2 separate regions of the Homo sapiens genome follow, and region 1 is linked to region 2. Evidence: chromatin loops called from intact Hi-C (ENCODE). Cell type or tissue: ovary. All regions are shown on one strand. Each heading gives the region's core, and the rest is flanking DNA. Links, peaks and the distances in the headings are about the cores only.

The links. Hi-C counts contacts between places; a loop is a spot of excess contacts. Peaks named below come from ENCODE experiments on the same cell type or tissue, not always from the same donor. Only the 100,000 strongest peaks of a DNase experiment are listed, where the experiment ranks them.
Region 1: a loop joins it to region 2, with 2.2 times the contacts of the local background. A loop is called at or near these places in 51 of 110 quality-filtered maps.

Annotation. Positions count from the first base shown.
Region 1 is chr15:98,794,586-98,809,801 of GRCh38, reverse strand. All of the region lies in intron 2 of IGF1R (insulin like growth factor 1 receptor), which reads right to left. Among named protein-coding and RNA genes, the nearest start is that of MIR4714, 18 kb to the right of the region's middle. RefSeq lists enhancers at 9,662-10,357, 12,059-12,850 and a silencer at 14,748-15,042. In ovary, for the core only: no CTCF peak of the experiment used is centred there; a DNase peak (open chromatin) is centred at 9,011; H3K4me3 peaks cover 260 bases; H3K27ac peaks cover 1,339 bases.
Region 2 is chr15:98,834,391-98,849,606 of GRCh38, reverse strand. The region is part of intron 2 of IGF1R (insulin like growth factor 1 receptor); the gene reads right to left. It overlaps LOC124903561 (a long non-coding RNA gene), which reads left to right. Exons shown (of 2, transcript XR_007064773.1): 1 at 1-9,607; 2 at 9,711-15,216. Among named protein-coding and RNA genes, the nearest start is that of MIR4714, 58 kb to the right of the region's middle. In ovary, for the core only: no CTCF peak of the experiment used is centred there; no DNase peak of the experiment used is centred there; H3K27ac peaks cover 1,318 bases.

The DNA.
Region 1 (15,216 bases), core at 4,567-12,566, 43 kb after region 2:
CACGTTCCTCCAAAGCAGCTGTGTCCCCTGCAGGCACTCACTGAGGGCTGAAAAGACACTCCTGGATCTCACAGCACAGTCCTTGTGCAGCACTTTACGTTGGAAAACAGAACCAACAAACATTTTCTTGAAGTATTCCTCAAAACCCAAACCAGTCTTCTCTGGGGCTGAACCCAGAAACTCTTCAAGACTATTTACACAGGATTTATAATCTGGTGTCTACTCAGCGGTTTTATAAAAACATGGAGGGAAAAATGCCAACGCGCTGCCAGTTCACTGCGGTGGTTCACGTTTCTTGCCCGGTAGACCAGGCAATGTTCCCAATGCCCAGAGCCCTGGCACCAGGCAAGCCTCTCACGCCAGCGGAACTTGGGAGGCTGCAGAACTCACACTGACTCCATGGCGTCTCTCCCAGACTCACCTTCGCAGAAGGAAGCCCTTGCAGGCTCTCAAGACCCAGAACTAATAGAATCCAATCGTGGTTGCCTTGGGAAAAGTGAATCCAAGCTTCTAACAGGAGGTCCTCAAGCCACCCAGTACCCTGAAGTACTGCTAGCCAGACAGCAAATCTCTGTGCCACCCATAGGCTACCTCCATCCTCAGTACATGCAGGAAAGAGTCAGGGTCACGGCAGGGTGCCCCCGGAGTGTCAAAGGGCCTCAGACAGAGTCCTGGAATATATAGACCTCGTCAGGGTTTTCTTTTCTACACTAGAACTATATTGCAGCTACCTGGCACCTTGAGGGCCTGAAACATTCAGGATAGGTAAATGTCTTGAGCAGCTTCTTATTTTAACTGTTGATAAGAATCTTTTACAGAGGGCACAGTGGCTCATGCCTGTAATCCCAGCACTTTGGGAGGCTGAGGCAGGAGGATCACTTGAGATAGGAGTTCAAGATCAGCCTGGGCAATAGAGTAAGACTCTGACTCTATAAAAATAAAATACAAATAAAAATTAGCCAGACATGGTGGTGCACACCTGTAGTCCTAGCTACTCGGGAGGCTGAGACAGGACGATTTCTTGAGCCCAGGACTTTGAGCTTGCAGTGGGCTATGACCGCACCACTGCACTCCAGTGTAGGCAATAAGGCAAGACCCTGTCTCTTCAAAAAGAAAAAAAAAAAAATCTTTCAAGAACATACCTGCCCTAGAGTCCCTGCGAGGACCTAGGTTCCACACGACTATAGGCACCTCAAGGGTGAGGGCCTTGTCATATTCATCACTATGGCTCCAGCACCGAAAATCCTAACAGTCTACAGTGTGTTCTCAATGAATGTATATATTAAACTTACTTGCTTTTAAGCCCCTATATGCCACTGGTGACACAGGTACACACAGTAATCTCAAGGGGCTGATGATCATTCTTATATCACAGTTCAATGCAAAATCACTACATAGCCAATATTAAAAAACAAAGTGAAACAATTATTCACAATTTATCCCAAAGCTGGAAACATTTTTGAAGAGGATAAAGATACTGACAAATAATACGGAACTCTTTCAACTTTAGGTTTCAAAATTAATAAAGAGCTATTTCACTGTAGTTATTTACTTCGGTGGCTAACATCTCCCAGTATCTTATTATTTTCAACTTATTTTTAAGATGAATATATCTTATACCACCAAATGCTTTACCTTTGGTTATTCTGAGCTCCTCAAGGAGAATACCCTAACATCATTCTTCCCCATGCCAGGCTATCCCACGTACCTTTCCCAAACAATTCCCAAACAACATGGATGTGGTATCTGTGTGTCCTCACAACTTCATTACTGCACAGAAATAGTACCTCACCACCAAAAAATCATGTTCATTGGAACTGTTCTCAGAAAAAACTCCAATCATAAGGCAATGTTTTATAATGAGAGTTTATGGATCAGATATTCTGACTAAATTCACCAAAATGATTTCAGAAGGAAAATTACTATTATCTTACAGCTGCTATTGTTTCCTCTAAACTTATACTATGTCAGACAGAAAATCCGACTGCTTGAAAGAAGGACCCATAAACGGCAAGGAGACAGGGTATACACTAATGACAACAAAGCTATGACAAAAGTGAAGTGGCTTCCACATACACAGTGTTTCACTATGGCCCAGGCCCTGCTGTAAACTCCTCACAGGGATTAGCTCATTTAAACCTCACAGCACAACAATCCCTCACTATTAATGCCATCTTACAGAGAGTGAAACAGAGGCATGAGTCTCAAAAATGGCAGCACAAGGATAAAATCCCATCTGGCTGCTGAGTGGATGTTTTGGTCCTTATCCTATCTCAGAGAATGCATTCAAACCTAAAACTATGCCAGGAGTCTAAATTTAACTCAAACAAGCTGAAGAAAACCAAAACGTCTCAGATATCACAAAGCAGTGCATTTATTGCATAATGTTGCACAACAAGGAAAGTTTCTAGAAAGCTGCCCGAACTTACATGGTTACTACCAACATCCAAGCAAAAGAAAGTCCCAAAGGACAAAGAACGTGTCCCACATGTACACGATCTGGTTCATCTATTCATATATCCAGGATGCAGCCTGTGCTCAGCGCCCTACTTACAGGAATCTGAGCTTTACGATTAGTATGATTTTAGCTGCTAAAAATGTGACACCTACCTCTAAGTCATTTGGATTTATAAAAATCCCACCATGCTACAATCAAGAAAGCATTTCACTGAGCAACTGTAAGCCAGGTACAGGGCGTGAGCTGAAGAATGTCCCAGGTGAGTGAGGCCGTTCTAATTTCAACACCTAAAGAACAGGTCACATCAGACGTTATAAATTCTCCAATTTTCTTTTCTTTTTTTTCTTTTGAGACGGGGTTTCACCATGTTGCCCAGGTTGGTCTTGAACTCCTGACCTCAAGTGATCTATCCACCTCGGCCTCCCAACGTGCTGGGATTACAGGTGTGAGCCACCGCGCCTGACCAATTCTCCAATTTTCATGACATTAATGATCACGTTAGGCTTAGGGTCAGCTGTGCCCTAAAGCTCTCACATCAATGTTTTATGGATGTATGGGCCTAACACTGGTATACAGATACCCTTGGCTATATCCCTCTTACTAATGCCAGAGAACGGGTGTTTCTTGCCACAGTGCCACTCCTGGCTGTCCAGCACATGTTCACAAGGACTAGGAAAAAGGGATCTCTCCCTGGCAGTCAGCTTCTCTTTTCACAGTGTTGAAAACTCTGTGAGATAATTTCCTTAGGCGTCCTGGTAACACCTATTAGAAAGTGTTTATTTAATATTTATTCCCACAAATACCAATGAGAGAGAGAGTCTCCTACTATTCAACAGTTTTTTGTTTTTTTTTTTTAATCAAGAAATAGTTGAAAAGGATGGGAGTGAAGGCACTTTAAGCCCACAGATGCCAGCAGAGGTGGGACATGACAAGGGAGGCTGGGGGGCTGGCCCCAAACTTGTCCCTCCCAAGTCAGCTTGGACACCACACAGCACTTCGTGCGCCCTCGGCTGGCTTAGCACATGGACAAGGCATTGCCGCTGGAGTCCCACCTTCTTAGAGACTCCTGAAAAGGAGCTCCACGCCACCCCCCACACCTCGCCCTGTGCCACTCTTCCACTTGTCCTGTCCACTCTGGACATAGAGCCTTCACGGTAAACCAGTAATAGGACGTCAACTACTTTCTGGAATTTTGTGAGCCCAGGTGAGTGAGGCCGTTCTAATTTCAACATCTACAGAAGTTATCAAGTTTCAGGTTTAATAACCTAGCAAGTTATCAGACCTGAAAGCAAGGGGCCTGGCAACAAACTCTCAACCTTTCAGGCAAGTCAGACAGAAGTGTGGGCACCCCATACCTGCTACTCGCATCTGCAGCAAGGGCAGACTCGTGGGACTGAACCCTCATCCCTGTGGAGTCTGTGCTAACTCCAGGTGGTGAGTGTCAGAACTGCACTGAATTGTAAGGCCCCCAGTTGGTGTCTGGAGAGTTAGACAACTGGTTGTTGGTATGGCAAAACCCCACACATTTGGCGTCAGAAATGTTATGAGTAGCAACAGTTCAGAGTCCTTTATGTGCGTTTACAAAAGCAATAATTTATGGCAAGGACTTATCAGAACTACTTTACGATTTTATTTTAGTTTCTTTTAAGGACCAAGATTAAAGATTTAATTAGTTAAACAAGACAACCAAAACAAATACTTCCTCCTGACCTTGAGTTATCACAGACTGCCACCCAAGGGGCAACTGAAACAGAAAGGGTGGCCTGCATTTCAGAAGGGCTGGAGGGGACAACGGGCAGTGTGCTCTCAGGTGCTCTGAATCACACACACACACACACACCATACACACACAGGCACCCTTTTGGAACAGACAATTATGAAAGCACATTAAAACGCAGCATGCCATTTGGAAGTCTGGTCTTGCTGCTCTGCCCAAACACAGGGTACACACTTCAGGGAAAACAATCCTAGAGAAACAGTAGCTCTGTGAAAAATGAGAAATGTAAAATGTTTCGGCCAAACACAAAGAAAAAAAAAATCAGCGTGTGGGATGGGGAGGAGAATAAGACCTATCAGAATTCTTTTTGCTTAGCTGGCCAACTCTGGCAGCATAAAGTTTAAATGGAAGTATCTTCAAATTAAATCGCACCTGCATGTATATAAGACTCCCCTGTAATGCTCCGATAACACCTCAAGATTGAGGTCATCTAAATTCAAACCTTAAATATAAAACCACTCCCAAAAGAGAATGCCTTTGAATATAATGGCAGTTTCAAACTTTGGCAAATAATTATCCTGTACTTCTTATCTGTGAGAATCTATCATTTATTTTAAAAATTCTCTGCAGCGGCCGGGAGTGGCGGCTCATGCCTGTAATCCCAGCACTTTGGGAGGCCAAGGCAGGAGGATCACCTGAGGTCAGGAGTTCAAGACCAGCCTGGCCAACATGGTGAAACCCTGTCTCTACTAAAAATTCAAAAAATTAGCCAGGCGTGGTGGTGCACGCCTGCAGTTCCAGCTACTCGGGAGGCTGAGGCAGAATTGCTTGAACTGGGGATGTGGAGGTTGCAGTGAGCCGAGATTGCACAATTGCACTCCAGCGAAACTCCATCTTAAAAAACAATAATTATCTGCAGCTCCCTGTATCTTCCAGTAAACGGATTAGCAGGTATTTTCTGAGTGTCCATGATGACGGTCTTAGCACTCTCCTTCCTGCCTAAGGAGTCACAATCGCATTCACAATCAAATGCAGGTGCTGTGTGTGCGCTGCTCTCTTCCTCCCATAGCCCCGTTTCACTTTCTCTGGAGTGCATCCCCATCCTCTCAAAGCAGAATCAACAAGCAAACCACTGTCCTTCTTTCAAAAAACAAAAACAAAAACAAAAACAAAAGTCATGTGTTTATTTCTTCCCCTCTACTTGTGCCTCCTAAATTCCTTGCCTTAGTCCCAAATCAGTCCTCCAAACGCGGGTTACTTGTAACGTTATTCAGAAGTGGAAGATTACCTTGCAAAATGGCAGATAATGCCCCAACTAGATATTTCATGGCATTCTAAAACTACATAAAAGCAAGATTTCTTAACATTCCTCTAAATAAATAATAGTGTAATAAATATATGAAACAGGCTATGCATTTCCTCAGTGTTCTTCCATTCCCTCCAGTGACCACACATGTGTACTGCATGGTGAGCCCATGACTGAGGAATAGAAATACAGTCATGAGGCAGCTAACAGCGTTTCAAAGATGAAGTGCATATACGATAGTGGTCCTGTAAGGATAGAATATAGCTAGAAAATTCCTATTGCCTAGTGACATTGCAACCGTGGTAAGATGTACATGTTCCTCATATGTTTGTGGGGATGCTGGTGCAAACAAACCCGTGCTGCCAGCTGTATAAAAGTACAGCACGTACAACAGTGCACAGTACATAATATGTGATAATGATAATAAGTGACTATGTTATTGGTTTATGTATTTACTATACTTTTTATAGTTATTTAAGAGTGTACACCTTCTACTTATTAAAAAAGTTAACTGTGGCCAGGCGCCGTGGCTCATGCCTGTAATCCCAGTGCTTTGGGAGGCCGAGGCGGGTGGATCACTTAAGGTCAGGAGTTTGAGATCAGCCTGGGCAACATGGTGAAACCTCATCCCTACTACAAACACAAAAATTAGTCAGCCATGGTGGTGTGTGCGTCTAGTCCCGGCTACTCAGGAGGCTGAGGTAAGAGGATCGCTTGAGCCTTGGCGGTCGAGGCTGCAGTGAGCTGTGATTGCACCACTGCACTCCAGCCTGGGGGACAGAGCAAGACCCTATCTCATAAATAAATAAATAAATAAATAAAATGTAATATTCACTAAGTGTAGCCTAAGTGTACAGTATTTATCCAGGCCTTCACAATTACTCACCACTGACTCACTGACTCACCCAGAGCAACTTCTGGTCCTGCAAGCCTGACTCCTAGTAAGTGCCCTATACAGGTGTACCATTTTTTTATCTTTTACACTATATTTTTTACTGCACCTTATCTATGCTTAGATTCAGAAATACTTACCACTGTGTTACCATTGCCTACAGCGTTCAGAACAGCAACATGCTCCACGGGTTTGCAGCCTACGAGCAACAGGCTATACCATGGACCCTAGGTGTGTAGTAGGCTGTATCAACTAAGTTTGTGAAAGTACGCTGTATGATGCTGGCATAATGATAAAATCCAATTACCTAACAATGCATTTCTCAGAACATATCCCTGTCATTAAGCAACATATGACTGTCTATTACTGAGATCTGTACATTTTTAATTACCTTCATGTTACTGAATCCAGCTTTAAAAAAACAGCAGGAAACCATTTTTTCACTGTGTTTCAAGTCAGCTACAATTTAAATATCATTAGTTCGGTGTCAACCTAAAATGGAAACAATTACCAGTAGAACATTACATATTACGTTTACTTTTCATTTTTGGTAGCACAATTCCTATCTAGGAAAACATAATAAGTTTCCTGTAGGAAAAGTAAGATAAAGGAATTAAGAATTCTTAGGGGTCTCACTCACTTAAGACCGCTAATATATGAGAAAAAATATCTTGTGCTTTGAGAAGTAAGCTTCAATTACCTGGGAAATCAACTCAAGCAAAAAACTCTTTCAATGATGCTAGACAAATAAAATGCACAGGTAGATGTTTGCACGTCCACAGAAATTGCAGCCACAATCAGATGCATTCTTCAGATGTGAATTCGTGCATACAAGCAACCCCTGTCTTTCGCAGAGTTAAGTTCAAATCCTGTACACACTTTGTTCCACAAAATTGCTGTTGGCTTGCATCTCTTTTGTCACCTTTCTCCATCCTTAAGTCCTCCAAGGTTCTCTCAGGGCCAAGACTGTAGGGTTCAATGACCTTCCCTGGTCAGCTGTAAAACTAGGGCTAGCACCTTCAGAATCCGCCAGCCACACCCTGCTCCAGCTCACCACCATGAGTTTTCTCTCATCAGCCTCCAAAGTCCAAGCCATCGCTACATCTCAGAGATGACGTACAACATGTGCCTTTATTTTATACTCTCAAGATGCTGGATATAGTAGTTATTATCCAGAAAGAATGACTTCACAATCAGGATCCGAGACTGGCTATAAACAGTGATCGAATCCTCAACTCATTCCCTCTCGCACCTACAGGAAGGTATTAACAACTGATCCTCCCTTTCATTTTTAGAGTAACAAACCCAGCTTGTACTACCCATGCCTACAACAGCCCAGATGTGGCACTCAAGGTTGAAAAGGGGCCACAACTTGGTAACGGGACACACATGACCCCATGCAGGAGAACAGCCAGGGCCATGAGGAAAGGGACTTTGGTGCACAATGGCAGGTACCTATGCCCTTGCTGGGACATGGGGCATCAGGGTCATTACCAGATGGGTTTACAAAACACCAAAACACGGACAGCAAAAGTAAGATGCTCAGTCCATTGGCTTGCAGTGTTTCAGAGTCCCTGCTTGCTGCTAGCCACGGGGATGGGGGCTGGGAGTCATCCTGTTTAAAAGCTGCAGTGAAAACCCAGTGTGGTCGTCTCTGTTCTCAATGTCTACCTTGGAAGAGGGAGTTCTTAACCTCTGTGGCAGAGCAACCTGAAAACAGAATTATACTCCATACACATAGCTACAATGCCTCATGCAGAATGCTCTTCCCAAAACCGTGCTCAAGGATACAAACCCAGGCTGTCCAATTTGGGGAAATCATTGTTTGAGGGTGGCACAGACAAGCAGTCGGCTTGGGGTTTGCTCCCTGTGCACAGCTCGATCATCAAGGAAAGGCCTCTTCCGGGCCTCAAAGCTCCCTTTGTGAGGAATGAGGCCCACTGTCGAGGCTCACACAGGCAGCTGTAACCAGGCTGCCCCTCTCTCTGGGTGTTTGTTTTGATAGAGGTTCATTTATGCCAGAGACAATGCCCGCTCTCTTTGTTCTGCCCCCAGCAGGAAGCAGTGCAGGGAGGGGGACCAGCATTGTCACACAGCTTCCAATTCAGGTTTTGGTGGCCACAACAATGGGGCCTCAAGGGCCACAAATAAAGAGCCGCTCACGGGGAGCAGGGCAGAGAGACTGGCACATGTGGACCCCAGCACACCCCAGGTAGAAGTCACCTCCTAACAAGTGCTCAGGCTCACTATCAAGGGCTTTGAGGGCTCTGAGGTTGGGGAGAGGGAGGCCACCTCCTCTTCTCTTAAGTGGTGCTGGGAGGGAGAAGTAAGCAAGGTCCCCGGGGATGACAAAGCCTTCCTACCTCTCCTACCATTTATCCCAACTAAAGGAGCAAACACTCAAAAAAGCAAGCAAAAAGAATGCACACACATGCTTCGTGTTCTAACTTACCAACAGTTGCACAAGGAAGAAAAAAAGTCTAATCTGAATTGCCAAAAATGAACAATATCCTTTAAAATGAAGCCTGGGCTAGATGGCTGCAAGTGAATGAAATGTATTACCCAACTGCTGCTGTAACACAAGCCCTCTCCTCCCCCTTCTGGGCCTCATTCATAAAAAGCCTGCTTCGCCCCAGCAGCTGCAGGAACTGGGACTGGATTTGTGTTTTGTGCCGGTGTTTTCCAAGACAGAGGGAAACAATTGAAACAGACAATCGCTCAGATACCAACACCAAGTTCGCCTCCCCTTGAGAAGTTTGCTGCAGTCTCCTGGTCTAATCCAAATAGGTGGAGGGAGGGCTGGGAGGGCATCCTGCAGAGCTGTTCAGTGGCGGTTCTAACGCTAACACCCAGCGTGTTATTAAAGGAATTCCCATCTGCTGAGTCACACTCCGTATCTTTCACTCCCTGACATTTTATTTTTTTTTAATCAAAGGTTGTTCTTTGTTGGTAAAACGGGGGTTGCCAAGTTAATTAAAGATTGCCAAATTGGGGTAGAGATAGCAACACAACTCCCAAAGAGGTAATTTTTTCATTGTCCACTTTTAAATGGATATTACCATCTACAGACTTTATGCAGCCTGCTAGAAATCTTATGAGATAAGGAACAACTTCAATTCTTAATATATTTTTCTAATTTATGAATAAACCAACAACCAACATGCTTCATCCAGGCAGGATGAAGCACTGTCTCCCTCGCCCACACCCTTTTCCACAGCTGCCCTCCCAGCCCAGCATCTTTTATCACCTAGAAGGGCCAAGGAGGCTGGTTTGTGCAACTCAACAAGCTCTGTAAAACACCAAGTCCCTAGAAATCTCAGAAATCACCATGAGAAACGAGAGGCTACCAAACTTTTTAGACTCAGCAGCCTTCTTCAAAGCAGGGCCCAAATACAAGAGCATGTTCTAATTTACCAGGAATGGTTTTAATACAAGAATTACATAAGAACAGAGTGCAGGAAAGGAAGGGAGAAATAAAACCATTCTTGTTGCCCTAATACCAGAGCAGTCTTCCGGTGAATTGATACATAAATTCTCTCCAGAGACAAGATAATCCAAGCTATTAACTGTTCCCCTCTCAACTCTTGCAAAACACAAGGCTTCGAAACCTTGAAGGGGGGCAGGTGGAGGGGAAAGCCTGCTATATATTTCTAGAAAATACCAAATTTAACACCACGATCCCAGCCTGCTCATCACTGCTGGGGATCAGCCATTCTGGGAAGGTAACAGCAGCCCTCAGCACTCCCCTCCGCTAAGTAAACACTCCTTTCTACCACACTCGGTCCCCCATGCCGGCCGCCTCCCACCTCTGCCTGTGGACTGACAGCCGAGGAAACAAGAAAACAAGCTGGAGATACCAAATGAATCTTGCGAAATACATGGTCTGTGATTAAATCACAATAACTCTAACCTCCTCAAAGGCAAACATATCAAGATAGCAAGCTGAGAGCAAAATAAGCAAGTCTTAACAGAAATTATGCCAAGCTTTATAAAGGGATTACCCACACCTCCTAGAGGCTGTGCAGCCTGGAATCCAGGGTGGTTTGGGTTTTTTTTTTTTTAAACTTACTGCAGCCCTTCTAGCTATCCAATGAAAGCTCTTACAAAGAAACCTTCAGGTCTGCAGTTCTCTGTGGGTTTTCTATGAATATGAACGTACTTTACGGGTGGAGAAAACATATCCATGATCATGTTTGAGGGGCTCACGAAAGGGGGAGGCACATGAATTATACCATGAATACAGATATAATGAATACAGATTTAGTGAGATTTTAATACCTCAATATTCTCTGGTCCCACTCTTAAACATCGCCCTTCAACCATCAAAACATCTTAAATCCTGGGGTAGGGGCATAGTTACCCAAAGTTGTGGTACCTTCCCTAAAGAAAACTGAAATACATACCAGGACACACATAATTCTGTCAAGTTTGTCCCTAACTGTGTGATCTTGGACAAGTTAGCTAACCTCTCTGTGCCTCAGTTTCTTCATTTATAACATGGCTCTAATAGCAGAACGAACCCTTGAGAGGCTGTTGCAACAGCTGGTACACAGTAAGTGCTCAATAAATATTCGTTGCTGTTATTAACATTGTCCCTATGCCATCTCACCCCCCATATAAGCTCTCTGCTAACTTTCCAACACAGAGAACAAAATCCAAATTCTTCACCATGGCTCCAGGGCCCATGTGATCTAATAGCCCTCTCTGCCTGTCACTCACCAGGCTCCAGCCACCCAACCTCATCTCATCCTCCTCACTGGACATCCCACGTGCATCCTGTGTGCACCAGACAGTCTTGCTGGTGCTTCCAGACTCTGACTACTTCTCTCCACTGACCATCTCCACCATCCTGGTCTAAGGTTCATCTTCTCTGCCCTACACTGGGGCAACAGCCTACTCCTACTGGTCTCTCTACTTCTGTCCTTGCCCTTACAGTCTCTCTTAACGCAGCTGCCAGCATGGTCCTGTTAACGTACACACCAGCTCCAAACTCTGCCATCTCCTTTCAGAGTCAAAGCCGAAGTCCTCACCGTGGCCTCCAGGGCCCTACATAACTGACTCAGTTTACCCCATCCCCCACCAAGATGCACCAAGCTCTCCAAGCTCCTCGCCTTTCCCTTCCCTTTCCTTTAGGTCTTCGTCCAAATGTCACCTCTCTAGAGACCTTCTCTGAATACCCTACGTAAAAAGGTACCCGGATACCTGCCTGGCACCACGTACCCTGTACCCCACACCTAACATGTGACCCAGCCCTCCCATCCCCTTCCCTACTTTAATAAAAGCTCCACAGAGGCAGAGGCCTCATTTTGTCCACTTCTATAACCCTGACACCAGGAACAGTGCCTGGCACACAGCAGGTGCTCAATAATATTTGTGGAGCGAATAATCGATGCCATCATGGAGATCTTTCCCTCGCTGGGGCCTACCACCTCATGTTCCTCTCCACGTCTTCTCATGGCTGATTCACAGTGGCAGGGCAAATGTCCCCTCTTCAGAAAGGCCTTCTATGAGAATCCAACTTAAAAGTCTCCATCACAATCAGTGAGTCTGTATTTTTTTCATAGCACTTACCACTGTCTGACATTATTTTCTGTCTACTTGTTTGTTGTCTGTTTCTACCACTAGAATGTTTCCATTTGTTTTCCATTTGGAGAATGGAGTTGGCTTTGTCTCTGTAACCCCAAGTAGCTACGTCAGCACAACAGAATGCTCAGTCCGTATTTGTTGAATAAATGGCAATGTATATACTGACATTCTTTAAAAACTAAAAGCACACATCCAGAAGAGGAACCGGGAGGGCTCTGTCTTACCCCAGATGACACATACCCTGCAGGTGCATGTGCATGGAATGCCTTGGGCACCTGAAAACACCACCCCGCTCCCCCAACCCCAAATGAAGAGCTCTCCATCTGACCTGGGAGAAGCACTCAGAACCTAGACATGGCTCCGACGCAAAGAAAAACAATTTGAAGTTACTAAATAACAGCCCAACATCTGTCACCACATATGAACAACTCTATGCACAGGTAACGGTCCACTCGCCATGCTCACTGTCCAAACACCCGGGCATCAGGTTTACCTTCCCCCTGAGTGGGCTTTCGAGCAGTCATCACAGCTGCCTGGGAGACACAGCTCTAAAACGGGGCTCGGGCTGCAGCCCAGGGGCCAACACTGAGCTCCCAAAGCTTTGGATGCATTTCCTACTCAGCATGGACATCAGGTGACTTCCTTAAGAGGAAAAATCACCCCGCAAGACTGCTGAGAAAGCAGGTGTGGCATTTATCAGTGCTGCTGTCATCCATAGAGAAGCCAGGAACAACGAAATGTAACTCTGTGTACACAGAACTCTGCCACCCCACACAGGGCAGATGGGGCAGCCATCAGAAATGCGGGGCATGGACCCAAACGCCAGCATAGCACCACACCCCCAAATGAGGGGGGAACAGGCTCAGCACCCCAAGACATCCAAGCACCATGGCTTTTACAGCTAGATGCACTCTCCACAAGCCAACAGGAGTCGCGAGTGAGAGCCTTCGAACACATCCAGTGTGAACATGCATTCAGCAAACATTTCCTGAGCCCTGCTTTGTGCCAGGCTGTTCTCAGTGCTCAGGATACACAAGGAAGAAATAAATAAAAGATAAGGTTTCTGTCCTTGTAAAGCTTATATTCGTGTCCGTGTGTGCATGCCTGTGTGTATGTATAAGAATACATTCAATAGACACAATTATTAAGTAAATTAAGTCATATGTTAGAAAATAAGTGCTGTGGCAAAATCCAGATTAAAATCACCAATCACTAGTCAGGAGACCCCATCAGCTACGCAAAGACCATACAGGTAGTGTGCAGAGACACCAGAGAGGTCACCCTGTTTGATCGACAAAAGTATGCTCATTAGAAGGTAAACCACAGGACTATGGGGTCTTTATCTCTTTTCTCCCTGCAGGATTCTCAGCTCAAGAAGAGCACCTGGCACAGGTCAGGGACTCAGAAGCATTTGTTGAAGAAATGGAAGTGCTCACCCACTGAGTTCTTGCTTCTGCAGCATTCCTGGCAGGTAACCCTCTCGAGTTGGCTGAAATCTTTCCAAGAATGAAAAGCTGGGCTTTTACAACAAACTAACAAGCAAACCCCAACCAACCACCCCCACACACCCCCAGGCGCCTTTACTGTATTACTTTCTGGACCCTCTGAGACACACACAGTCTACTACTAACGCCAGCACATGCTGTGATGGGATTCCCCCAGCACAGTGCCCACACGATGCTGGGCCCACACAGCCTGTGACACCTGCTGGCCACTTCGCTCCCACGGAGAAGCCTCTTTCACGTTCATATGTGCTGGGGATCTGTGTCTGCTGAGAGCTGAGCTGCCTGCCTGGGATCAGCCAGATGGAGCAGGCAGAGACGGCACGGACCACACTCCAGAGGAACACGCCATGGATGGCTGTATTGTTGATGTTTCAGATATCCAAAAAGTAAATTATAAATCTTAGCGGTGATTTAGCTATCCTATTTGCCAAAGGTAGTTTACACGGGTGTTTCAAATTACTTGGTAAGAAGGCACAGGTGACACGAAGGGACCACCCACAAATATCTGGCATGTTCCAGTCGCATGCATGGCATGTCGCATGTGGTGCGACAGTTCTCAGGAAACAGCATTTGTAAAAACATGCTTATTAAAAAATTAGAGAGATTTTCTATAAGAAACACATAATAGGCGCAGTGGCTCATGACTGTAATCCCAGCACGTTGGGAGGCCGAGACAGGTGGATCACGAGGTCAGGAGATCAAGACCATCCTGGCTAACACAGTGAAACCCTGTCTCTACTAAAAATACAAAAAAAATTAACCAGGGGTGGTTGCGGGTGCCTGCAGTCCCAGCTGCTCGGGAGGCTGAGGCAGGAGAATGGCATGAACCCAGGAGGCGGAGCTTGCAGTGAGCCGAGATCATGCCACTGCACTCCAGCCTGGGCAACAGAGTGAGACTCCATCTCAAAACAAAACAAAACAAAACAAAACAAAAAACAAGAAAGAAACACATAATAATGCTAATCTAATCATTTGTGTATTTTTAAGTTTTTAACTTACTGATACATGTCAATGTGTTAAGACCAAAAAAATACATGAATTTAATTTAAGTCTAGACGGCAAAGTCAAATTAATGTAGTATACAATTTTCTTAATAAACTTTTCCTTTCCTACCCTCTTTCGCCCCATTTTGAACTTTAAAGAAAAATTTGCCTTTTTGCTGCTTCCTAAACAATCTATGACTGCTACAATAGTCAATATTTTCCCACTTAGTTTGCTTATGGATGTGAGGGTTAAATGTTATGAACATAATTTAGTGCTTACAACATCAGCAAATCTGGCTTCTTCCTTGAGCTGATACACAGTGAGGTTAAGGTCAGGGAAACATCCGTGCCTTCTGGTCCAAGCTGAGAGCATTGCTAAGGTAAGCAATCAAAGCTGGGAAGGCTGGGGTTGGGGAGGTGTCAAGGATGACACAATACAAATGCTAAAGTCTACAAAACAAGGTTGAAGACTCAAGTCCACAGCAGCAGTGGTTAAGGGGCGGGGGATTCTTGCTTGAAGACGACACCAGGCACATTTTCCAGTTGGAGAGCTTGTAGTGAATTCAGATCACTTGGTATTTCAAGTGTTTCCCAAACTACTGTAGATGAAGGGCTCTGAAATTATTCCATTTTGAAACTCATTACTGATTTTGTTACAACCAAATAGCAGCAAACATTTGTACAGCAGTTTCCAGTAGTTGTACATAAAAATGCTTTGGAACACATTACTTGGGAAATGGAACTTTACACAGACAAATCAGAATGCCAC
Region 2 (15,216 bases), core at 1,253-9,252:
TGGTTTTTGGCCATGCAGAAAGTTTTTTTGTAATTTAAATTCAATTTTTATGAATGTTTTCTTTTCTGGCTTCTGGATTTTGAGTTGAAACTAGAAAGGCTTTCTCTGCTCCAAGGTTATAAAAAGGAACTCGCTATGTGTTCTTCCAGGACTTTCATAGTTTTGTTTACACTTTTACCTTGGATTCACTTGGAGTCTAGCCTGGTACATGGTATAATGTATGAACCTAATTTACTTTCTTTTCCAGAGAAAAGAAACATGGCATGATTGGGCCATAATTTACATGCCCCAATCCAGTAAATCAAGAGTTTATCTTAGTCCCAATGATTTGTGAAGCTACCTTTATCGAATAACTAAATTTCCACAGGTACTTGCATCTACATTTGGACTTTCTATTCTGTTCCATTGGTCTGTCTCTTCATCTATTGGTATCTCACTATTTTAATTATTTAGGCACTATGGAAGTTTTTAATACCTGGTAAGGACTCCTTGCTCTTGTTCAGTTTTTTGTTTGTTTGTTTTTGTTTTAATGATAACCTCAGAATCTAACTAAAAGAAAAAAATCTGTTGTATTTGGATTTATATTAAATTGAAAAACTTACGGAGAACTGACATCTTGCCATCTTGCTAATGATGATTATTCCTGTCTAATAAATGTGGTATGTCTTTCCATTTATTCCAGTTGTCTTCTGTATCTTTTAATAGTATGGTTATCTTAAGGTGTTTTCTCTTTTTATTTTAATTGGATGTAGAATCTTCAGTAATATCATCTAGCAAGTTATTTGCATATTGTACAGTTGTATGATGATAAATTTGTATGTTATTTCTGGCAGAAGATGTTCTATTCTGTGCCTTTAGAAGGACACAATGGGATGGGGGGGAATCAAAGGGTGATAGTCTTAACAATAAATAGAGGTTGAGATCCTAATCAAGAATCAAAGCAATACATTCTGAGTTGGCATTCACAAATGAGTAAGTCAAATGGTGTGGGGCATAATGCTGGGGTGGCCATGGAAGAATTCTGCCCAACAGAGGATGATGTTCCTTAAGCTTCCAACACAGCAGGTTCAGAGAGGTTAGGAAAAATAAGCAAGGGAAAGAAACAAGTACTGATCTAACAATGACGGAAGCTGACTCCATGCCTTAGTGGATGCTTGCGGAGGATGGCACTATCTTGGCTGGGCTGACTGTATTAGCAATGCATGTATCTAAATCAGCTCTAAAACCCATAGAGAGACTGGCACTTTAGTGTGAACACGTAAACTGTGGGTGATGGTCTGTATTTCACATAAGTTGTGATCACTGCAAGGCTCTGCTGGTATTTTACAAGTCAAAAACAAGTTTCCTCTTCCACAGCCATATGTTTGAAAGATATGTCCCTTTAAGAATAATCAAACTCTCACCCAAAACATGTATTTTTCAAACCTAGAGGTTCCAACTTGAAATACTGGACCACAGGGATACTCAGCTCAGATCCTCTTTCAGAAAGGACTTGCTGTCCAGCTCCAGAGTGTCACTAGCAGATGCCCTCCAGCTGCTAGCTCTTCTAGGGTCCACTTCAACTTTTGGCCTAGGTCACACTCTTCCTAGGCAGCTCCTGGCCAGTAACTGAGCCCAGCAATGGTCCCAGGGCCCGGTTATATCCATCTAACAGGGGGCTCTGCAAATGAGCTCCCGGAGGGCTGGCAGAGTGTCTGTCCTATCAGAGTCCTGGTCAAACCGCTCCCCACACCCATCATCTTCCTCCTCTCTTCCTTTCATTGGTGTTATCCTCAGTAAACCTTTCACATCCCTAACTTCATCTCAGTATGTCTCCTAAAAAACTCAAATAGCAATGAAAATGTTTAGCAAATTTTGGGAAAGTAAAGGGGGGAATAAACATTCCCACATAATGTAGATCCAGACGATTCTGGAACTAGAAGTAGAAAGGCCTCATCACACAAGCCAACTAAAATGCACCTCAAAGGTTAATGTCATCGAATTTCAAAAGTCCTCGAAACTTCCATGGTTATAAACGAGCATTTCCTGCATGCTGGACTCTTCATCGTTGGTCTGGATTAATCCTCACTTCCATTCTAGGTGGTGGGTACAAGGACTTCCATTTTATAGACAAGGAAAACCTGATGTAAGTAAGTGGTAGAAAGCAGATTCAAATGCAGGCAGGACTACCTGGCTCCAAAGCCTTTTCCTTTCCAGATGGTACACTGCCCACATCTCTTAGTTTATCGGCACAGGGTCAAGAAGGTGGTGAGGGTATGGACTGACACGGCATCTACGGAGCTTTCCATACTTATACCAAGACGCCCCCCTGTAAAGAGTGGACTGTCCGGTAGCCGGGCAAGGTGGCTCATACCTTAATCCCAGCACTTTGGGAGTCCAAGGCAGAAGGATCACTTGAGGTCAGGAGTTCGAGACCAGCCTAGCCAACATGGTAAAACCCTGTCTTTACTAAAAATGCAAATAATAGCCAGGCATGGTGGTACGTGCCTGAAATCCCAGCTACTTGGGAAACTGAGGGATGAGAATCACTTGAACCCAGGAGGTAGAGGTTGCAGTGAGCCGAGATCATGCTACTGCACTCTGACCTGGGTGAGGGAGTGAGAATTTGTGTCCAAAAAAAAGAAAAAGAGTGAACTGTTCCGCCTTTGTCTGATGAAGGAATATAATAATTGGCAGCCATACACTATATTCCCGGGTCAAGGAATTCCTGGGTCATTTTCAGCAAGCCTAAAACAAGGTGTTCACACATTTATTTAAAAATATCCCAACAAAGTGTTGCAAAATTTCCCTTGATTGCAATGATTCTTTAAGCTGTTAACATTAATCTTGGGTGGATGCAGGAGTTGTCCACTGGCTTTCCAAAAGGCATCCAATGCCTTTAAGGCAGCATAAGAGAAACACTGCCCCTCTCGATGAACTGGGTCCCTGAGTCTGGCAGTACTGCCCTGTTCTCCACTGTGTCACCTATACAGGGACCCCTGAGAAGACCAGTGTGCATGAACCAGAGACTGGACAGTGCCTCTGTTACCATCACCGTGTGGTATCATGAAGAGGTAACCATCCCGAAGTCACCCAACTTGTCAGCAGAACTACTGGGAAAAGAGCTTAACTTTTCCTGTACTTAAATTCTTCCATATGTAGTTGGAGTTACAGGCCCCAAAGTAAAGACCTATTAAGCTTGCCTATATTGCTCCTAAATTCTCTACTCGTCTGTTCATTATTTCCAAATTTAATAAGGCCATACTGTTGTGTCTTCATCCTGGTCAATGCATCCAATGATACCTTGATAACTTTATCAGAGCAGTAGCTAGCAGAAGCACAGAGGCACGGAGGATGTTAAAACTGCTCAACACCACGGTACAAATGCATTGTCAGCTTATGTAGGAGTCTGCTTTTTATGCAGGCTTATGCAACTGGTGTAATTTTAAAATTTTATAAGCCATTTGAAAGAGCAACTTTGATATTAATGAAATGGGGAGAAATGTATATACAGTCAAAGAAAAGTGTCTTTCCTTTAGCTGATGTCAGAGACTCCCTAGAAATGAAAAATTATTACTGTCTTTTAGAAAAACAAAGGTTAAATGGAAATAGCACTGGCAGGAGTCATATCACAACAGCAAAATATAACAGGGCCAGGCAAACCAAGGATATTGTTGCAAATGCAGAGCCTTGATCAGGCTCATATCTCGAACCTTTTATTTTGTAAAGCTGCCAATTTTATAGCACAAAAATTTTAGTTAGGGCACCTTTAAGATTCACTGCATCTACTATGAGAAGAGAGAATGTCTTAGAAGAGTTTTTAAAAATACTACTTTGAAACACTTATGGGCAAACAAGAATTGGAACACTAATCACTGTAATTTCCCCACCAGGATCACTAGGTAAGACATTCAGAGAACTGGTGGAAGCAAGTGATGATTCAGATGCAGTAGTAGAACAGAAGATTGCCAATCAACTGCAAACAAAGTGCCGCACAGGCCCATCTCAACTGACAGCAATGGTAGAGAGAGAAGAGAGAAAGAAGAGAGAGAAGAGAAACGAGAGAAGAGGAGAGAGGAGGGGGAGGAGGAGGAAGGAGGGGGAGGAGGAAGGAGGAGGAGGGAGGAGGAGAAGGAAGGAGGAGGAGGGAGGAGGAGGGGGCAGGAGAAGGAAGGAGGGGAGGAGGAGGAGGGAGGGGAGGAAGAGGGAGGGGGAGGAGGAGGGAGGCGAGGAGGAGGGAGGGGAGGAGGAGGAGAGAGAAGAATATGAGAAGGGAAGTTGGGAGAGACACAGCCCGACTGACTCAGATTCCAAATTACATATGCACAAAGCCCCTCAAAGGTTATCATGCCCTATCTGATCCAGGGTAAATGAAAACTAAATACTGAGGCGCAATTCACAAGGAAAGTCAGAGTGTCTACACTGTTAACAACATACATTGAATAAAGTATTAGAAACATATTTACTCTTCTCCCTACTCTCGGTGCTACTGACCGTCTACTGAATACAAGGTACAAGAAGAGTTTGCTAAGTTTTGGGTACTGCCCAGGTCGTTCCACGGCTAACAAGGCAAAAACACTCATGTAAACTCCTTGGTGGGCCTGGTATGTTGTGTGTGGAGAGGGTGCCTGATGATGTCTTTGAACTTCACTTTTTGGTTTCTCAGCTATCTCAGAGGTCTGGCTGTAGAATTACTAATATTTTAAACAATGCAAATGTAATTATAGTTGAAGCATACTCTTTAACAGAAGGAGGGAAAGATTGGCATTTAGAAGCTTCATTCAACTTTTGGCCTTTTCAAGGCTAAATGAATCTTAGGGAAGAAATAAAAAGTTCCCATTGATTCACTTAAAAAAAGATTTCTTGCAATTAACAGATCTAAATCTATGAAAAAGGGAGCATTTATGGTAATTTCCATAATCTCTCACTTTCTCTAGACATTTCAAATCAAATTGTAATAATTATAAAATCCCTCCTTCTCTCTAAATACACACACACACACACACACACAAATATAGTTAATCAGCAAAACTTTTTCTGATCTCAAGGAAATGTCAGTTACATTTACACAAGCCTAACTAGTTTAAGCAATTTATTTGTAAGTAGACATGCCTCCTAGATTAGGAAAAAAGTGTATTTAGCTGTATGGCATGACACGCCCCCTACCCCAAACCGTAAATAGTTTTTTTGGCAGGGAGTCAGCAGAAGAGCTATAAAAACATCTTCAGGGTATAGAAAGATGTTCAGGACTTAGAATATACCTTTTCTCATGGTTCTCTTATCCCAACGTATAAATTGTGACAATTTGTTTAAAAGATTGAACTAAACTATGATATTCTCTTTGTCTTCCAAATTTATTTAGACTTGGTATCCTGTTCTTTCTCTGGAATTTCCTTTGCTTTTCTTTTTGTCAGTAAGCTAAATTACTTCTCCTCCCACATGCATAAAAGCATTAATTTATAAAACACATAGCCATATGTCATATCTCATGTAATTCTATTTTACATTCCACTGCCGCCCAGACTTATCTAACATGAACAAATAGATATTATTTACTGTAGTCAGAATGAGAATTATCTAATGCCACTTACATAGCCATAAATTGATTTTTGATTAATGTTTAAGCAAAAAGCAAACAAGCCCATCTGCTCTGAAAACAAACAAACAAAAGGAAGCAGCAAACGCATAGTTCACAGGAATTTCTGCAGTATTACTATGTTTCAGCGGCTGGTGAGGATGGAATTTTTTCATTGCTATCGTGAAAATATACTGCTTGACAAGAAGAGAACTGCATATATAGATGCAGCTTCTTCTCTAGCAACTGTTAATTTAATAGACTACTACTTATGGTGAAACAAAAAACAATCCCACTCTGAAGAAAGCACTGAAGACCTATAACCAGCGGTGAATTTCTTCCGTATTGCTCAGTGGAAACAAAAGAAAGCTCAAATGGGTGAGTTTTTCTTCTTTCAGGGTTGCTTTCTCTATGGATCAAGGTAAGAAGGAAGAAAAGCTAGGTCTCCTATCTATCTCACACAGCAGATTTTAAAATATTTTAAAAATATTTTAAATACTTTCAATTTTTTAATATTTTAAAAACTTTTAAAACTAACTACTGTATCGTGTACCTATGAAATTTCGTTTTCAGTGCAATTCAAAATTGCTAAGACAAACCAATAAGAGAAGTAGAAACACGACCAGAAGGCCCTGTCCTGTTTATTGGTATCATCTCTGAGGCTTCCTCAGTATCTCGCACAGTATCTGTCAGTTGACAGCTCTAATCCGTTTAGAGTTAATTTGTTCTGCGTCTATTATGCAGGTAAGAGAAAAAAACTGCTGCATTAGGTGGGAATTTCACTAATACCAATGAATTCCCAATATTCTAACTTTCTGGGGAAAAAAGATGCCAAAAAGAGTGAATGCATTTTCAACAAAAACAGCATGTTAGGATTGTAGCACAGCAGGTTGAAGGATGAAAGAATGGTAAGAGCAATTTCACAGCAACCAAAATGACACAAGGACACACATGCCGGTGAGCAAACAAGAGGCACAACTTAATGACGCAAGAGGAAGCAGTTTGACTTGCAACTTTCAAAATTAAATTCTAACCGTGGTAATATAAAGACAGCTTTACATCCCATTCACCACGTTACACATATTGCCATTTATTTGCTAACAGCAAAAATTCAAATGAGTGTACTTGAGTCTCTAAATATTTTCTACAAACGCTCACCCCCAGACTAAGATAGACACTGCCAAAGTGAACGAGTCACTGCATGGCTAGATTTCCATGTTGAAAATCTTAGGCTCATAGCAGAATACTTGCACAAATCCTACTGCATCTCCTTAAAAATCACTCTACAAGTTGCATCCTAAGAGTTCTTGTCAAAATTGTTCTTTAAAGCATTACACACATATGCACACTGGCCTAGAGAACAAGGATCTTTGTCTTTCTTTGCCAAAAGACAGTGTTTCCCCAGGCCTGTTTTAGCCTTCGACTGATGGTTCTGATTTTGGTTCAGAAAAATAATTGCATGACTGTCCTAAAGTGGAAAGAGAAAAACCTCAAAAATTGTTAACACATCAATTACATCAACCTTTTCTAATTACAACTCTGCATTTCATTATTCTGCAGGCAAAATGAGTACCTTAAGTCTAGAGCCCCAGGTAAACAAAGCCTTTCCCTGTCCTCATTTCAAAACTTTGTTTTTATAAACATTCCCCGTCCCCTAAACTGAACTACAGCAGCACAATGATCCTGTTGTGAGCACTGCCTTGACCTCTATAGGACAACAGATTGTTGTTCACTTAGCCCCTCAGAGTTAAATCAGTTTTAATACAGAAGTTTCTGTCTTATCAAAGGAAGTAAAGAAGTAAAAACAAAAAATGAACGTATACAAGCACAGATTTTTGAGCTTCGATTGTAGAGAAATGGTAGTTATGTGGCTTGCCAAGAAAGTGCATCACCTACTTCTGCTTCTGGGGACAGAGGTGAAGGGGTCTGTTCTGGAACTTTCTAAGGAGGCCATCTTCGTTATTACATCAGGGAAGTTTCTAGTCAAAATGTTATTCCTGTCTACAGGGAAAAACAAAAGCAAAACACAAAAGAACACTGCTTCTAATGGCATCATAGCAAGGAGTTTATCTAGAAAGATGATGCCAGCAGTCACCTCTTTTCCAGGAAGACAGAAACAAAAACCGTTCTCCTCGAGAGGCCAACAGTGTAGAAGCCCCTTTTCCAGAACTTTCCAAGGAGTAGGTGAACTTCTTTGTAAGTGTATCAGCACAGGGGAGAGTGGTGCTCCATGTTCCAAGGAAGAAAAGCAACCCACAGCTCCTCCTGCCCGTGCAGCAGATGACCAGAAAGACGAGAAAGGGAAACAAACTCCCATTCATGGTGAGGCTGCTTGTTTCTCAAACACACTTTTCCAATGCCTCCACAAGTTGTTTGTTTCTGTATTTTGAAAGCACTCAACATGCAGAGTATTTGCTAACCACAGGCAGAGTACCCAGTCAGGATGTACCAACTCAAACTCCTCCCTGGGGCAGGCAAGGATAAACAGGGAACAGGTAAGAGAGGCCTAAAAAGCCAGGTGGACAGAGACCACATGTGACCCCAAACAGAAACAGGCTGCTGGAAACTAACTCTCTCTCTCTCTAGCTGATACTTATTCAGCACTTACTGTATGTCAGGTACTATTCTAAAAACTTTACGTATAGTAACTCAGTTTTCACACAGATGCAATTATTTTCCATACTTTAGAGATGAGAACATTGAGGCATAGAGAGGTTAAGTAATTTGACCAAGGAAGCACAGCCAGTAAATGGCAGGCCAAGGATTTGAACCCAATCAGTATTTTTTTTTGTAGCTCATCTCCATGGAGTTAGTTGGAGTCTCATCAGCACTTCCTCGTACAGGGCTCCATTTTACTGATTTCTATCAACCACAGGACATACTTTTCTTTTTTCTTCGTACCCTGAAGAAGAAATGCACTAGGTAACTTCAATATGATGGCAGTAAGATTGTTTTTCAACACATACACACACACTTTCAAAAAAAACTTAGAGACCAGATGCGGTGGCTCACGCCTGTAATTCCAGCACTTCGGGAGGCTACAAGCGAAAGGAAGTCAAGACCAGCCTGGACGGCCAGGCGCAGTGTCTCACGCCTGTAATCCCAGCACTTTGGGAGGCCGAGGCGGGCGGATCACCTGAGGTCAGGAGTTTGAGACCAGCCTGGCCAACATGGTGAAACCCCGTCTCTACTAAAAATACAAAAGTTAGCCAGGCGTGGTGGCACGCAGCTGTAATCCCAGCTAGTCTACTCGGGAGGTTGAGGCAGGAGAATTGCTGGAACCTGGGAGGGAGAGGCTGCAGTGAGCTGAGATTGCACCACTGCACTCCAACCTCGGTGACAGAGCAAGACTCCACCTCAAAAAAAAAAAAAAAACAAAACAAAAAACAAAAACCCCGCCTGGACAACAAAATGAGACCCCATCTCTATAAATAATTAGCCAGTTGTGGTGGCATACACCTGTAGTCCCCAGCCACTTGGGAGGCTGAGGCAGGAGGACTGCATGAACCCAGGAGTTGGAGGTTGCAGTGAGCCACGACTGCACTACTGCGCTCCAGCCGGGGTGACAGAGTGAGACTCCATCTTAACAACTTAATGGTAAAGCAGGCCTCCAGTACACTTTCTCCTCCCTGTCTTTTCTTCTTTTCTGAAGATTACTACTTACTCACCGTTCCCCATTGGTTTAGATGATAACAGAAGAAACAGGACACTATAAAAACCTTATTTTGCACCACAGAAAGCAAGATGTGAAGGCAGTCAGGTTTGATAACAGTGCGCACTGTTTTTGCAGTATCTTTCATCACGAGGCTCTCACATCATGTGCTCTGAGCTCATGTAACACACTCTGCTGGAATGCCCCCATTCAAGAGGGGAGAGAGTCCGTGACAGTCCTCCCTGCACTCACTGTGCTAGCAAAGATGTCCGGGAAGGACAGAAAAGAATGTAATGTGCAATTAAAACAAGGGAGAGTGATTAATGTAGGCAAAAATTAATCACAAGGGCAGTGTCAAAGTTTGGTGGGACAACTGCGTGTTCAGAAGACACCTGAAAAAAGTAATCCCATGATAAATAACATGGTAAAAAGCTTAGATTGTGCCATTAAGTTTTCTTAATATTATGGATAAAATGACAACAGGCAAATTATTTTCTTTCCCAGGTGAAATGAAGAACCAAGGATCATCTGAGCAAAGACTCAAGGACCATTTGAACAAAGACATCCACATCTATACCACAGATGACTTGGCATCTATGGAGGAGTGGAGGTGAGCACCACTCTACCATGTAGAGGAAGCAGCCACTGTGGAGGCTGGGCTTGTGGAGATTCCTTCTGGATGCCCTCAGATCTGTCATTAATGGGGACAAAGCAGAATCAAGGGACTGCTCTATCTCATCTACCACTACCAGCTCCACCATCCAGGGTACTGTTCTTGCCACTGCATCTAGAAAGAAGAGGAATGCAATCTTGCAGTTAGAAAAGGCTGTCTCGCTGAATATTTATTCTCATTCCTCTACCCAAAACTAATGAAAATGTGAAGTCTGAGTGGTGTCTGAACCTAATATTTTCGTGTCCGAGGCACACAAGGTTGAGCTGCCACTTCTAGCCATCTGAACCACCCAGTGTGAGCATATATGTGGCTGGGAGGGTGGGTGGTGATGGTGGTGGTAGGGAGGTGGGGGAGACTTCTAATGAGAGGCAGTAGAGAGTAGGGTCTAAGAGTAGGTACTCTAGAGTCACACTGATTTCGGTTCAAACCCCAGGTCTGCCATTTACTAGCTGCACTTCCTTGGCCAAATTACTTAACCTTTCTGTGCCTCAATTTTTTGTCTCTAAAGTGGGGATAAATAGTTGTATCTGTGGGACAACTGAGTATATGGCAAGTGTTTAGAATAGTACCTGGCATAGAGTAAGGGCTGAATGAGTGTCAGCTCCAGCTGTCATCTAGGTGTAAGCTCACTGGCAGCAGGTGCAAGATTCTTTTGGATGGCTAACAAGCTACAGCTTTGGCTGACAGTGCTGTTTGTGAAACCCAGTGGCCTCTTCACTCCATAGTCAGCCTTCCAGTGCTCCTGCCCTTGGTGGCCTTGGCAGGAGCCTGGGGTTGAGTGGGGACTCAGACAACTGAAGCTCTCCCAGCAAAAGCAGGATCCCCACGTCTCCCACTGACACTAAAAAACAAATTCTTGAATTTTTCCCGGGTCTGCTGAGTGATCACAAGAGGACAGCTGGGGCTGGATGACAGAGCCTCAGCAGTGACAGGGAAGCCTGCTTACTTCCCTCATGCTCAGAGTGCCTTTTGGCCACGGGCTTATTTCAGCTGTCTTGTGTTCCATTTCTGAGGCTCTAAAGGGATGCTCTGGGAACTGGGATCTAGGAATAAATCAAGATGAGTGGGGCAAGGTTAATACCCTGATTAGATCAGCCTGGCCCAACGCCCTTTGACCTTAGAGTACTGGAAAAGTCTTGACAGGCAAGGGCATGAAAAGGTCATGTGCTCCAGGGGCACTGTCTTCAAAGAGGAGCCTTCCTGGGGTAAACAGGCGCATCTACCTTCTCAATAACAGGTTCAAAATTCAAGAAAGCAAACAGCATTCCCTAACTATCAATATTCCACTAAGTCCTAGAATAGTTTTAGTTTTTAACATCCCAGATAGCATTTTCAATTGTAATGCCTGGAATGAGAGGCAGAGGATCTTCAGGGTCACGTGCTATTTTTTATGGGTTTACATGAAGGATGCAGATGTCATTTTAATTTTTATCTTTCTAAACATAGTTTGGCCACCATCCCTGCTGAAGACCACAGTGAGTCCAAAGAACATGGTTAACTGAAATACACAGATAATCACAGAAATTACTTTTAGGCAATGATGTCAACTTTGTCCCACTGATGGAAGAAAATAAAAAAGCTGAAATTAGAAAATCTAAGTTTTTTCTCATAAAGGTGAACCCCAAACCTGTCCAATAATACTCTACTAAATAAAGTCTGTTAGTAAAGAAGGGATGAAAAAAATCAGTACCTAAAAGACTCTCAGGCCGTGAAAATGATTTTGTAAATTCTCAAATGGGCTTTGCAAGCCAACAGATCCAAATCACAACTGTGGTCAAGGCATTCTGCAGAGTCTCAATGCTAGGTGAAGAAGGCATCTTGGGAACCAGCAGACTGCCACTCTCTCAACATTGAAAAGATATCTCCATTCTTTGAAAGTCACTTTCAGCCACCCAGAAAGTTACCTGGAGAAAAGTATGGTGAATGAAACTGTTTAGAGTTTGAGAAGGAGCAGGTCTTTCCTATGTAAAAATTCCAATGAATAAATGACAATAAGATAGAAAATTGCCATTAAAGCATGGCAGTAATAATTATTGTAGATAAGCTCCACCAAAGCATGACAAGATCAGTGAGTGACAATGTGATGAGAAACAGGACCTTGGCCAGTTGTGGTTGGGAGGCTGAGGTGGGAGGCCAGGAGTTCGAGACCAGACTGGGCAACATAGTGAGTTTCTACAAAAAATTTAAAAATTGGTGAAGGCCAGGCATGGTAGCTCATGCCTGTAATCCCAGCACTCTGGGAGGCCGAGGTGGGCGGTCAGGAGATCAAGACCAACCTGGCCAACATGTGAAACCCCGTCTCTACTAAAAATACAAAAATTAGCTGGGTGTGGTGGTGCCTGCCTGTAATCCCAGCTACTTGGGAGGAGGCTGAGGCAGGAGAACTGCTTGAACCAGGGAGTTGGAGGTTGCAGTGAGCCGAGATTGCGCCACTGCACTCCAGTCTGGCGACTGAGCGAGATTCTGCCCAAACAAAAAAACAAACAAACAAAACTGGTGGGGCACTAATTAGTGATGGTGCACACTAGCTACTTGGGAAACTGAGATGGGAGGATTGCTCAAACCCAGAAGTCTGAGGCTGCACTCCCCTGCCTGGGCAACAGAGCAAGACTGTCTCAAAAAAAGAAAAAAGAAAAGAAATATGAAAAAAGAGAAACGAGACATCTGCATACTGTGAGTATCAGCCCTAAGATATCAGTAACAATGCGAAAAGCAGAAAATTTACACTGGAGAAACCTGGCAGGCACCACCTCAATCAAGTGTTCAAGGCTAAGAGATCATCAGTGGTAAGATGCTGACATCACACAGATGTGACGCACTGAGATGCAATGTCAATCTTGTAGTAGTCTTCCCCAAAATGTATAAAAATGAGTTTAATGATGAGAAACATTAGAACCAATTTGGAGCATTCTATGCAACAACCTGTCCATACTATTCAAAAATATCAAGGTCATGAAAAACAAGCAAAGATAGACACATTTTTACAGACTGGAGAAGACTAGATATAGTAAGTAAACACAATGAAGGATGTTGGGACTGAAAAAGGATATTAGTGGGAAAACTGGTGAAATTCAAATAGTCCATGGTTAACAGTATTGTGTCATTGTTAATTTCTTGGCTGTGAGAATTGGTGTATAGATTATGTAAAATGCTAACGTTAGGGAAAACTGGGTGATATTTTACAAACTTTTTTTTTTTTTTTTTTTAAAGAGACAGGGTCTTAATCTGTCTCCAAGACTGTTGTGCAGTGGCATGATCATAGTTCACTGCAGCCTGGAACTCCTGGCTCATGCGATCCTCCCACCTCAGCCTCCCAAGTAGCTGAGACTACAGCCACGTGCCACCACTGCTGGCTACTTAATTTCTTTTTTTTTGTAGAGATAGTCTCACAGCTTGGTCTCAAACTCCTGGCTTTAAGAGATTTGTCTTGGTTTCCCAGAGCACTGGGATTATAGGTATAAGCCACCATGCCTGGATGCTTTTTCAACTTTTTTGTAAGTCTAAAATTATTTCAAAATAAAAAGCTGAGAGAGAGAGAAAAAAAAAAATCAGTTCAGTTTCTCCCCGGCCAGTGGGGTCATCCTCACTACAAAGTTGCTGGTTTGGGCTCTAGCTCTGCGGATTTTCCTCACTGGACGAATTTCATAATTGTCGCTACCACTGATATTACACAATTGAGATTCTAACTGAATGGAGAGTGATGGAAGAACATGAATGAAGAAGTCATGCTGACATTGGGGAAAGAGAACTTACTGAAAATTTTTAAAATGTTAAATATTTTACATTATCTTCACAATCCCTGTACCCCCAACACCTTCCACAGCAAATCTCCCTCAACAATACTTCAGTAATCTGGCTAGAGCCCAAAACAAATACTTCTTATTCAGAACTTGGCTTTGAAGAAAATGCAGCCCTAACAAAATTTTAAGTAAGTTACTGAAGGATGCAGAGGCTTCATTTTACAGGAGTTAGTTCCAGAGGTGATTTTGGGACCAGCATTATTCCCAGACCCCAACCACATCTAAAGCTGCCAGGAGGGTCTGGCTTTTGATTCCTCTGTGACTCCTTTCCAGACTAAATCAATGTCACTTGGTTCCAACAACTGCAGCTCTTCCCTACTCTTTGACCTGCTGTGCCTAAAATTTAACTTTCCCAAATTGAGGAGGGTTCATCCTCCTTGCCTGGGTCAATCCTTGGGGTGGACAAAAGGTATTAAGACAACTATGGAAGCCTATCCACTCTGTCGAGAGAAACAATTACTCCTAAAGAAAATCTCTACTTAAAGCCACGATTAAAGTCACTCTCCTCTTCATCCCTCAACAACTTGCTTTGAAAGGGTAAGAAGGGAAAGAAGATGAGTGCTTCCACTTCGCTGGTAGGGGTGAATGGTAGGTAGTCCTATCTGCACTCTTTCCATCTAGTCCCCTACACATAATAGCAACAAGTGTGCTAGTTGTATGCTACAGTTGTTGTAGCCTCTTAGCAGAGCCTTCAAATCCTGGTGTGTGGGTGTAGGTCTGTGTGGGAAGGTGTGTGGGTGTAGGTTTGTGTGGGAAGGTGTGTGGGTGTAGGGGTGGGTGTGTGTGGGTGTAGGGGTGGGTGTGTGTGGGTGTAGGGGTGTGTGTGTGTGTGTGTGTGTGTGTGTGTAGGGGGGGTGTTCTCTTGCCCTGGCCACCTAAAAAGCCTAAGTTACTACTGACAAAGGATCCTATTCCTTTTCACTCAATATAAGCCTATAAGACATCTCAACACTCGCCATCTTACAAACATAGAGAAGCATCTGGGTGTCTGGGCGTGCCCTGGACCCACAAAAATCCCTAACCAAAACTGTTAGCTCTGACAACGGTTTAAGCAGAAGTAATAGCATATACCTCTGAAGGCAGAGGTTTGGTTTTTATTGCTAGGTTTACTCCTGCTCGTTTATAAGGATGCCCTAAATGCCATCTCCCAATGAAAACCCTTCCATGTCCAGGGGCAAAGGATGCTCTGGACCCTCAATGCTTGAGCCTACTGAACCATCCAGGACCACTTCGCTTGGCTCGTCTAGTGATGCAGAGCTGTTACATGGTTCTGCAAAGGATTCTCAGAGAGATTCCCACCTCACAGTCACTGCTTTGCTTTCAGATATTTCTGGTAACCCCCAGAGTTCAGTGTCTTTCTAGCTTGATTTGTCCCAACAGAATGGAGCCTTATTGAACCTATGGATCAATTCTGGTGAAATGTCAAATAAGGCAAAATAAAACAGAAGTAAGTGTGAAGGCAAGAGTTTTTACCAGAATCTGACCCTTTGGTGAGATAACTCACGTGACGGAAAGCTCTGATGATATTGCTGAAGCT